Regions from separate parts of the Homo sapiens genome. Here all the other regions are linked to region 2. Evidence: chromatin loops called from intact Hi-C (ENCODE). Cell type or tissue: OCI-LY7. All regions are shown on one strand.

Region 1 (2,500 bases), 93 kb before region 2:
TTGTAGCACCTTCCAACCTACAATGATTCTCTCATTGGAGATTCTCGATAGTCCTGAAGGTGAACTGAGTCAGCAACTGACTCTCCAGAAAAAAAAAATCTTTTTTTTTTTTTTTTTTATTATGGAGTCTCCCTCTGTCCCTCAGGCTGGAGTACAGTGGCACAATCTCTGCTCACTGCAACCTCCACCTCCCGGGTTCAAGTGATTCTCCTGCCTCAGCCTCCCGAGTAGCTGGGACTACAGGTGCTTGCCGCCACACCCGGCTAATTTTTATATTTTTAGTAGAGGCAGGGTTTCGCCATGTTGGTCAGGCTGGTCTCAAACTCCTGACCTCAGGTGATCCACTTGCCTTGGCTACTCAAAGTTTTGGGATTACAGGTGTGAGCCACTACACCCGGCCTCTAGAATTCTTAATCACACTATAATCCATCCCCAAAGTGCTTAAGCAATTTATCAGTAATGGTTACTTCAAGAAGGAGCCATCAATTCTGTCCCACAGATAATTCTCTTTTCTTTGAGACCATTTCCTGTTTGTGCCCTCAAAAGCAAAAGCTGGCATGTTAGTCTCACTTGGGAGATTTCTTTCCCCACAGATTCTGCTAAACCCTGAGGATAAGGTGTATAGTTGAAAATATTTTCTGGCCGGGCACAGCAGCTCATGCTTATAATCCCAGCACTTTGGGAGGCCGAGGTGGGTGAATCACCTGAGGTCAAGAGTTCGAGACCAGTCTGGCCAACAGGGTGAAACCCTGTCTCTACTAAAAATACAAAAATTAGCCAGGTGTGGTGGCGTGCACCTGTAGTGCCAGCTACTCGGGAGGCTGAAACAGGAGAATAGCTTGAACCTGGGAGGTGGAGGTTGCAGTGAGCTGAGATCATACCACTGTACTCCAACCTGGGTGACAGAGTAAGACGCCGCCTCAAAAAAAAAAAAAAAAAGAAAAAGAAAATATTTCCTGGTTGATGCCTTGTGATTTCCACCTTCATGATGACTTTGAAAACCACTACCCAAAAAGTTGATCAGTTTTTCCTGGTGGCAATTTAGCTAGCTGCCACTAGGTGGAGAGAGGTGCTAATTATGTCCTTAGAAGCCTCACAGGAACAGCTGGAGACACTTGCCATTCTCCCTGTGCTCCTGGCAGACATCACTAATCAATACGGCATCTTTCCTACAGAACCTACAAGCAGCCTCTGAGTCCCTCTCAACCCAGGGTTCCAGGGAGCCACCACCAGTCAGTCATGGGTGGCGGTTAAAAAGAAGCCTAATTTCCATCCTTAAACTGGTTGATCTTCATTTATATGCAGACAAGCCTAACAGACTGAGATGAACATACAGGAGGAAAGTTTTCATAAATATTAGTACACCTGATCTAGCTAATTGTGCTGCCCCACCCCTGACCCCTGGCTGACCCCATTGAAATAAAACACTCTGTAAGTGGCTATATGGTGTGTTGGAAAGCATCTGCCCTGAAAAGAACGCGAGCCAAAATTTCAATTAAGTCCAGCATTCAAATTCTGACTGACACTTTCTAGCTATGGGAACTTGGCCAAGTCATTTAGCCTCACTGAGTATCAGTTTCCTCAGCTGGAGTAATAAATATTTCAAAGAGTTGCTGAGAGATGTTAACGGTACAGTCCATCGAGAGTACCTGGCACGTAGTAGAGACTTGACAAGTGCCACCTCCGCTTGCCAGCCCCTAAACTTGGGCTCCCTCACGCAGCTTGCATCGGGGAAAATGCTCTTGAACTGGCATTGGTTGAAAACAGGACGTTGGAGCTGAAAGTGGGTGAAGTTCAGGTGAGGCAGAAATCAGATCTCCAAGGTCTCTGCACAGATGGGAGCAGACTCTCCTGCTGGTGCCCACAGAAATTCAGCCAACATCTAGAGATGTTTGTTCTGAGTAGGAGTCAGAGGCAAGATCAAGTTGCTGAGGTCTGGTTTCCCATCAGGGATGACAAAAGGGAGGCCAGGAAAAGGGGCAGGTCACAGGGCTGGTGGTTCCTGGTGAAAGCAGTGCAGGCCCAATTGCGGCTGGGCTTACCGCCAAGTGGATTAAACACTCAATGCTCTGAAACCTGCCAGGCTGACCCTTGCTCAGCTCAATCAGATCTGCCAGGGACATTGGCTTGATGAGGTTAAGCAAGCCATTCAAGGTGATGGACACCCCAATTACCCTGATGTGATTGTGACACATCATACACCTGTGTCCAAAATATTGCATGCACCCCATAAATATGTACAACTCTTATGTATTCATAATAATTAAAAATAATTTTTGACCAGGCATGGTGGCTGATGCCTGCAATCCCAGCACTGTGGGAGGCCAGGCAGGTGGATCACCTGAGGTCAGGAGTTCAAGACCAGCCTGGCCAATATGGTGAAATCCTGTCTCTACTGAAAATACAAAAAATTAGCCAGGCGTGGTGGCGGGCACCTGTAATCCTTGCTATTTGGGAGGCTGAGGCAGGAGAATCACTTGAACCTGGGAGGTGGAGGTTG
Region 2 (2,500 bases):
AGCATGATGGATAAATGGATGGAAGGTAAATGGATGGAAAAATGAATGTAGATGGATGGATGGATAGATAGATATTAAATATATGTATATATTTATGGATGAGGTAGATAGATGGATAGTCTCAAGCACAAAGTCTCAAGTACAGGTGCACATATAATCACAAACTTAAATAATTCCAGGCTGGGCACAGTGGTTCTTGCCTATAATCCCAGCGCTTTGGGAGGCTGAGGCAAGAGGATTACTTGAGGCCAGGAGTTTAAGACCAGCCTGGGCAACATAGTGAAACCCCATCTCTACAAAAGAATTAAAAATTAGATGTGGTGGCATGCAGCTGTATTCCTAACTACTGGGGAGACTGAGGCAGGAGGATCACTTGAGCACAGGAGTTCAAGGTTGCAGTGAGCTATTATTACACCACTATACTCCAGCCTGGACAACGGAGCAAGATCTTGTCAAAAGAAAAAAAAAAAAGAAAGAAAGAAAAGAAAAGGGGAGGGGAGGGGAAGAGAGGGGAGGGGAAGGGAAAATTCCCAAGCTGAAACTTAAGCCATCATTAAACAAATGGGGAAACAGAAAAGCCCAGGTCTTCTAAGCCCATGGCCAGAGTACCTTCCATCACCTATAGTTTTAAGGAATTTCTGGGTTACCAGGAACCATGAAGAACAATTAGCCCAGGCATCACTGATAAGGAGGAGACATACAGACATCCTGATAACTCACATTCACAGAAAGGTGGCCTGGCTTGGGGAAACATGTACCAGTTTGGGAGGTTGGCAGTTCTGAGTTCTTATCCTGGTCCTACTACTCACTTATGCCTGCCAGCTGTACAGTCAGACTAGAAACTAGATTCCAGGGCCATTAGGATGCTCAGGGTTGGGGGTGGGGGCCTGCTTCAAACAAGGGCTGGAGTCAAGGAGGGAGACAGGTGCATCATAATTCTCATAGGAAAGTCCTCTCTTCCTGTTCCAAGTGCCATGCTGGGAGACCTGGCCAGAGCGCCCTCTACTGGGTTCACCCCATCATGCAAGGATGGTGTGAGAATGAGAAATAAACTCTTCCCCACATGTGCTACCCAGAAGCTGCCACTAGATGGTGGTAAAGCTGCACATTCCAAATTATTATAAGCTCCTTTTTCTGCAAGGAAACACAGGGTCACTTTCTGAGAAAAGCAACCTACAGGGGAATTGGTAACTTGCTTTTCGTTTTGTTTTGTTTTTTAAACTAAATATTAGCCTAACTAATCTGGCCTATTTTTACACCAGGTCCAGGCTGGCTGTCTCCAATTCTGCATCTCTTTCCACCACTGTGTGCCACTACAACTCTCCCCCTAGGGCCTTTGACCCAAAGCAAGAAGTACCTATTTACTTGACTGGCTGGTATTTCCATTATCCTCATCTGTAAATTAGTAATTGCAATTGCACTTGCCAGCTAAGAGTTTTGTGAGGCTTGTATGTTTCACTGTACATAAAAGGCTTAGAGTAAACACACCATAAACGTTAGCTATTTATTATCATTATGGGGGAAGATAGAATGCTCTTTCCGTCAACCTCCCTGCATGCCAAGTGCCCAGAACCATGCCTAGGGAGTCAGTAAATATCCACTGGGGTGTATGAAAGGAACAAGCTAGCTGCTTTCTCCTGGTTTCTTATCTAAATGTGTTTATGGGCCAGGGAGCTGGCTCACGTCTGTAATTCCAACACTTTGGAAGGCCAAGGTGGGAGGATCACTTGAGGCCAGGAGTTCAAGACCAGCCTGGGCAACAGGCTTTTTTTTTTCTCCAAAAAAAAAGCCAAACATGGTGGCACACGCCTGTGGTCCCAGGTACTCAGAAGGCTGAGGCAGGAGGATCACTTGAGCCTTGAAATATATTTGAGGGTACAGTGAGCTATGATTGTGCCATTGCAGTCCAGCCTGAGCGACAGAGAAGACTCTGTCTCTAAAAGTAAGAATAATGATGAAACAAACTCAGTAGTCCTATAGACCATTTTTTGTTTGTTTTTGTTTCTATTTGTTTGGTTGTTTTTTTGTGGGGGGGGGAGGGTTGTTTTGTTTTTTAATGAACATAGAAATTGACCCTTCTGATCTTAAAGCTTGAAACTTACATTTGTTTTATCTAAGTTCCTTCCTCAGAAAAGGAACCTCAGACCTCTCAAAAAGTATCAAAGAACTGAAACTCACCAGTCACTGCATCCAGACAATGGGATGTCAAATCCCTTATTCCTCATGATTACCTCCTTACCCCTCCCTAATTCCCGTTTTCCCACACATAGTTACATTTCTTCCCTGCTATATAGAACCCTAACTTTAGTCTGTCAGGGAGAAGGATTTGAGACTGATCTCCCATCTCCTCAGCTGCAGCACCTGATTAAAGCCTTCTTCTTGGCAACACTTGTTTCCGCCATTGGCTTTCTATGTGGTGAGCAGCAGGACCTAGACTGAACCCCTGGTGTTTCAGTAACAGTAATCAATCAATAAATGTGTTTATTTTATTTTTATTTTT
Region 3 (2,500 bases), 110 kb after region 2:
CCTGCGGAAGGGGCCGCAGCCATTCAGGGGACCTGCCTGGTGGCAGCTGGGATGAAGAGAGATGGCATGTCAGGCTGGCCCCGAATCATAGCTCCCTGAGAGGGCCAAGCAGAGAGTACTGGAAACCTCCCTACCAAAAAGACAGAGACCCGCCCCCTCACACACAAACACACATGTCCTGTTGAACTCATGCACGCACACCCACGTGCCTGTACTTGCCCCCAGGCTGGAAGAGAAGAGACAGAAAGACCCCATGACCCCCCCATGTGGATCCCCATCTGTGTCTCAGTTGCATCTGTACAGCCTTGTCTGCAAACTGGAGGATGCGGGGCAAGCCCTTAGGGGCCTGCCAGGGCTCGGGGGGCAAAGAGGGACTCGGGAAACTCAGTGTACCCCAGATGCCTCACCCATTCCGTGTCATCACCCATGTCTGCCACCCACTGATTGGGCAATTGTGGGCCCATGGGGTGGAAGCCCCCAGATGACTGAGCAGTTCTACAAAAGAATGGCCAGCACGAGCGGGGACTAGAGGGTCCTGATTTTGTGTCTGTGCCTCTTCATCTCTCTGGACTCTGATCTCCTTCTCCCTTCCCATCTCCAGGCCTTCTGTCTGTCCCAGATAAAGGCGCTGTTCTCCCATCCTCCCTACCCCATCCTCTCCACCAAATCGCTCCCAATTTTGAGAGCCAAAGGCTGGCGCTTCTGACTTCAGGAGCGAAAGGAGGAGGCCTAGTTTGGGCCGATGTATTTTAAAGCAGAGTGGACAGCAGAGAGTCAATTTCCCTTTCGTTGGGAGTGGGCAGTGGGGTGGCTAATTGTCTTCGGCCAACCAGGGGCCTGTTGCCCAGGCAACTCACCAGCTCCGCCTCTGCTGATTGGCTGCCACGGTGGGAGTCAGCCAAGATTTAAAGGGATGCCAGCGATTGCTCTTTTCAAAACCTACCAGTCCCACTGTGGGTGGAGAAATAAATGGTCTTTCTCCTCCTCGCCTGGTCTTTTCCTGCCAAGAGAGGGGTGGGTGGCTCTGTTCCTGGGGGCTGCAGTCAGCCCCGTTGGGGAGTGATGGCTTGCAAGAGAATGACTTCAGGGTCCTTGCCTCGGGCTGGAAGGGGTGGGGGCGGTGAAGCAGTGGCAGACCCTCCTAGTCCTAGTCTCCAAGAATGCAGAGGTGAAAGTGCCCTTCTCTTTCACAAGAGCACAAGGCAATGCACACATCTGCTCCCTGGCACAATGACAAGAAACAAGGAACTCAGGTGCAGAGCTGGGAGCCTCGAGGGAAATACGGAGGAGCTGGGAGACACTGTGATCAGCTCATCAGGATCTCAGAGCTTGTCAGGACCCTGTCCTTGGGGAGGAGGGTCAGGTTCTAACTAGGGAAAAACAGGGATGGACCCCAGCCTTAAATCAGCCTCTCTGCAACATGCCAGGACGCCCCTGTAGTTCTGGTGGATGCTGCGGCTTCGGGCAACCCCTGCTGGCCACCCTCGGGATAGCGCCGTGTCTTTCCTGGTCCACTTGATCCCCTGCCAGGTAGGCTTTGGTTTCTGTCCCACCCCCTAGTGACACAACACCGGAAACGAGTCCTTGGAGGCCCTTCCAGTTCTGCCAGTCACATGTTCCCAAACATTTGTACTCCGTGGTTCATTCTCAGACAAAACCTCAACCCAAACTCTGGCATATAAAATTGCAAGCCAGGCACTGACTCACACCTGTAATCCCAGCAACTAAGGAGGCCGAAGCGGGAGGCTCATTTGACGCCAGGAGCTTGAGACCAGCCTGGGCAACATAGTGAGACCCCCCATCTCTACAAAAATTTAAAAATTAGCCAGGCGTGATGGCTTGCACCTGTAGTCGCAGCTGCTCTGGAGGCTAACGTGGGAGGATCACTGAAGTCCAGAAGTTTGAGGGTGCACTGACCTATGATCATGCCACTGTACTGCAGCCTGGGCAACAGAGTGAGACCCCCAACTCTAAAAACAAAATAAAATAAAATTGCCCATTCCCCAGGCCTGTGGTCCTCAAAGCTGATACTCATCCAAATGACCTACGGAATCTGTTAAATAACCCTGATTCTTGCCTTCATATACCCTCAGATTCTGAGTCAGTAGCTGGCTGGGCCTCAGAAATCTGCATTTCTAGCAGACATTCTAGCGGGTGGTCTTTGGCCCACAGTCAGAGAAACTCCTCCCTTGTTCTTGAACTACCTCATTGGAATCCAGTTTGAAAACCACACATCTAGACTTTCCCTCCTCTTTTTATACAGGGTAATCTGAGACCCAGAGAGAGATAAACAGCCTGGCCCAAGGTCTCCCAGGCTCCAAGGGTCTGAGTTTGGCACACTGGACCCCCACCCAGCCTTGGTTCTTCCTGAGGGCACCTGATTCTGGAAGCTTGTGGTTGGAGTCCTAGGCCAAGGGCAGGGTACAGAAGAATCAGTGAGGTTATAGGGATTAGCAGACATGAAAACAGGAAGGAGTGAGGCCATTTAGTGCCCATCTGG
Region 4 (2,500 bases), 56 kb after region 2:
AAGAAAGAAAGAAAGAAAGAAAGAAAGAAAGAAAAGAAAAGAAAAGAGAAAAGAAAATATCATAGACTGGTGGCTTAAACAACAGAAATTTACTTCCGACAGTTCTGGAGGCTGGAAGTTTGGGATCAGGGTGCCAGCATGGTCTGGTTCTTGTGAGACCCCCATCCCTGGCTTACAGGCTGCTGTCTTCTTGATACTCCCTCACACAGCCATTCCTCATTGCCTGTATGCACAGGGAAGGAGAAAGAGAGATCCCTGTCTCTCCTCTTCTTATAAGGCTACCCATTTTTATCAAGTTAGTACTCCATCCTTATGACCCCTTTTGATTTTTTTTTCTTTTGAAAAGGAGTCTCACTCTGTCACCCAGGCTGGAGTGCAGTGGCGCGATCTTGGCTCACTGCAACCTCTCTCTCCAGGGTTCAAGGGATTCTCTTGCCTCAGCCTCCGGAGAAGCTGGCACTACAGGAGCGTGCCACCACACCTGGCTAATTTTTGTATTTTTAGTAGAGACGAGGTTTCACCATGTTGGTCCAGCCTGGTCTCGAATCCTGACCTCAAGTGATCTATCCATCTCTGCCTCCCAAAGTGCTGAGATTACAGGCGTGAGCCACAGCGCCCAGCCCCTTATGATCTTAATTACCTCCTAAAAGCCCTATCTCCAAATACAGTCACATTGCAGGTGAGGGCTTCAACATATGAAAAGGGGAGCGGGGAGTTCAGTCTAGCACATATGATCCAGCAATCTCGCTTCTGGGGATACACCCAAAAGAAGTGACAACAAAGTCTGGAAGAGATATTTGTACACCCATACTCATAACAGCTCTATTCACAATGACCAACAGGTAGAAGCAACTCAAGGGTCCACTGACAGATGAACAGATAACAAATAGATAACAAAATGTGGTCTATACCTACAGTGGAATATGCTTCGCCCTAAATAGGAAGAGAATCCCGACACAGCTACAACATGGGGAAACCTTGAGGACATTACGCTCAGTGAAATAAGCCAGGCACAAAAAGGCAAACACTGCATGCTTCCACTTATAGGAGGTACTGGACTAGTCAAGTTCTTAGAGACAGAAAGTAGAACAGTGGGTGCTACAGCCTGGAGGGAGGGGAAAATGGGAAAATTCTTGTTTAAAGGGTACAGTTTCAGTTTTGCAAGATGAAAAAGTACAGAAATCGGTTGTAAGACAATGTGTATATGCTTAACACTTAGCTTAGATAGAATTGAGATGGTAAATTTTATGGTATGCATGTTTACTGCAACAAAAAAATTAAAAATAAATTATCTGGAAATGTCTCCAGCATTAGAACGAGGGACCAAAATAGACCACTAGGGGGCGTTCTATACACACGCTCCCATTTCATTTCCCGGCCCTGCCTGCTGGACTCAGGCGGTTGATTTGTACAGGGAGGAAAAGGTCTAGGGTTCCTCTCTCTTTTCTGCTCCCCCCACCCTTCCCCAAATGAACCAGCTCTGCATAAGCAACACACACACACACACACACACACACACACACACAAACACACCTCCCCCCAACTCCCTCTCTTAGTCCCCTAGCCACACTAAACTTCCACCACACCCCAGGCCACACTAACTCTAAACCCCGTTCTTTCTCTGGGTTCCTTCTCTCCACGTTGGAGACACAGCGAATTCCAGATTGAGTGTTCCCACTTCGCCTGGCTGCTCATAGGCCTTCTCGATGGCCCAGGAGCTGGGGAAGAGAGGACAGGAGGCAAGGACCCACCCACCCACACTATAAAGGAGAGAAACTGTGGTCCCCAAAGACAAAGGGACACCACAATGGAAATAGATCAGACACCTCATATCCCAGGTGCAAGAGCTCCGAGGTCAGCCAGACCTGGGGTTTTCAGGCTCAAATACTCACTGTGTATGCCACAACCTCTACTGCCTCAGTTTCCCCACCTGTAAAATCTGTAATAATGCCTGTCAGAGTTGTTGGGAGGATTAAAAGAGCATAATAAGGTGGCTCAGGGTTGTAATCCCAGCACTTTGGGATGCCGAGGTGGATCACTTAAGGTCAGGAGTTTGAGAACAGCCTGGCCAACATGGTGAAACCCTGTCTCTACTAAACATACAAAAATTAGCCAGGCATGGTGGCTCATGCCTGTAATCCCAGCTACTTGGGAGGCTGAGGCAAGAGAATCACTTGAACCTGGGTGGAGGAAGTTGCAGTGAGCTGAGATCATGCCACTGCACTCCAGTCTGAGTGACAGAGCGAGACCCTGTCTCAAAAGAAAAGAAGAGTGTAATAAAATCCCTGTACCTAGAAATCACTCCATGAATGGGCTAACTGCTATTCCATACCCCTTAGCCGATGCCGCCTGGGTCCCCTTCCATCTCCCAGGGGCTTCTGCTGTGCGAGCACCAACCCTCCAGTTTGCAGTTTCTCTTAAGAAATCTTTCTTGAAGAAACTCACACCATGATCTTCTGGCCACAGGGCCAGTGATTTCACCAGGTAGGACTCACTGGCT

The links. A loop is a pair of places that touch in the nucleus more often than their neighbours do. Peaks named below come from ENCODE experiments on the same cell type or tissue, not always from the same donor. Only the 100,000 strongest peaks of a DNase experiment are listed, where the experiment ranks them.
Region 1: it touches region 2 in a loop (7-fold over the local background); 11 of 110 quality-filtered maps call a loop at or near these places.
Region 3: it touches region 2 in a loop (7-fold over the local background); 16 of 110 quality-filtered maps call a loop at or near these places.
Region 4: a loop joins it to region 2, with 4 times the contacts of the local background. A loop is called at or near these places in 32 of 110 quality-filtered maps.

The regions. Positions count from the first base shown.
Region 1 is chr12:112,899,419-112,901,918 of GRCh38, forward strand. No RefSeq gene overlaps it. Among named protein-coding and RNA genes, the nearest start is that of OAS1, 6.3 kb to the right of the region's middle. In OCI-LY7, CTCF peaks have their summits at 1,055 (motif pointing right) and 1,256; a DNase peak (open chromatin) is centred at 1,083; H3K27ac peaks cover 888 bases.
Region 2 is chr12:112,991,935-112,994,434 of GRCh38, forward strand. All of the region lies in intron 2 of OAS2 (2'-5'-oligoadenylate synthetase 2), which reads left to right. Among named protein-coding and RNA genes, the nearest start is that of OAS2, 15 kb to the left of the region's middle. In OCI-LY7, CTCF peaks have their summits at 1,037 (motif pointing left) and 1,238; a DNase peak (open chromatin) is centred at 1,097; H3K27ac peaks cover 1,109 bases.
Region 3 is chr12:113,097,042-113,099,541 of GRCh38, forward strand. DTX1 (deltex E3 ubiquitin ligase 1) reads left to right here. Exons shown (of 10, transcript NM_004416.3): 10 at 1-984. It overlaps RASAL1 (RAS protein activator like 1), which reads right to left. Exons shown (of 21, transcript NM_001301202.2): 21 at 2,237-2,500. Among named protein-coding and RNA genes, the nearest start is that of RASAL1, 37 kb to the right of the region's middle. RefSeq lists enhancers at 451-992, 1,209-1,468. In OCI-LY7, CTCF peaks have their summits at 1,468 (motif pointing left) and 1,667; DNase peaks (open chromatin) are centred at 874, 1,500 and 2,192; H3K27ac peaks cover 2,500 bases.
Region 4 is chr12:113,047,499-113,049,998 of GRCh38, forward strand. No RefSeq gene overlaps it. Among named protein-coding and RNA genes, the nearest start is that of DTX1, 8.0 kb to the right of the region's middle. RefSeq lists a silencer at 1,311-1,430 and an enhancer at 2,499-2,500. In OCI-LY7, a CTCF peak has its summit at 1,310 (motif pointing right); DNase peaks (open chromatin) are centred at 1,393 and 2,373; H3K4me3 peaks cover 889 bases; H3K27ac peaks cover 2,439 bases.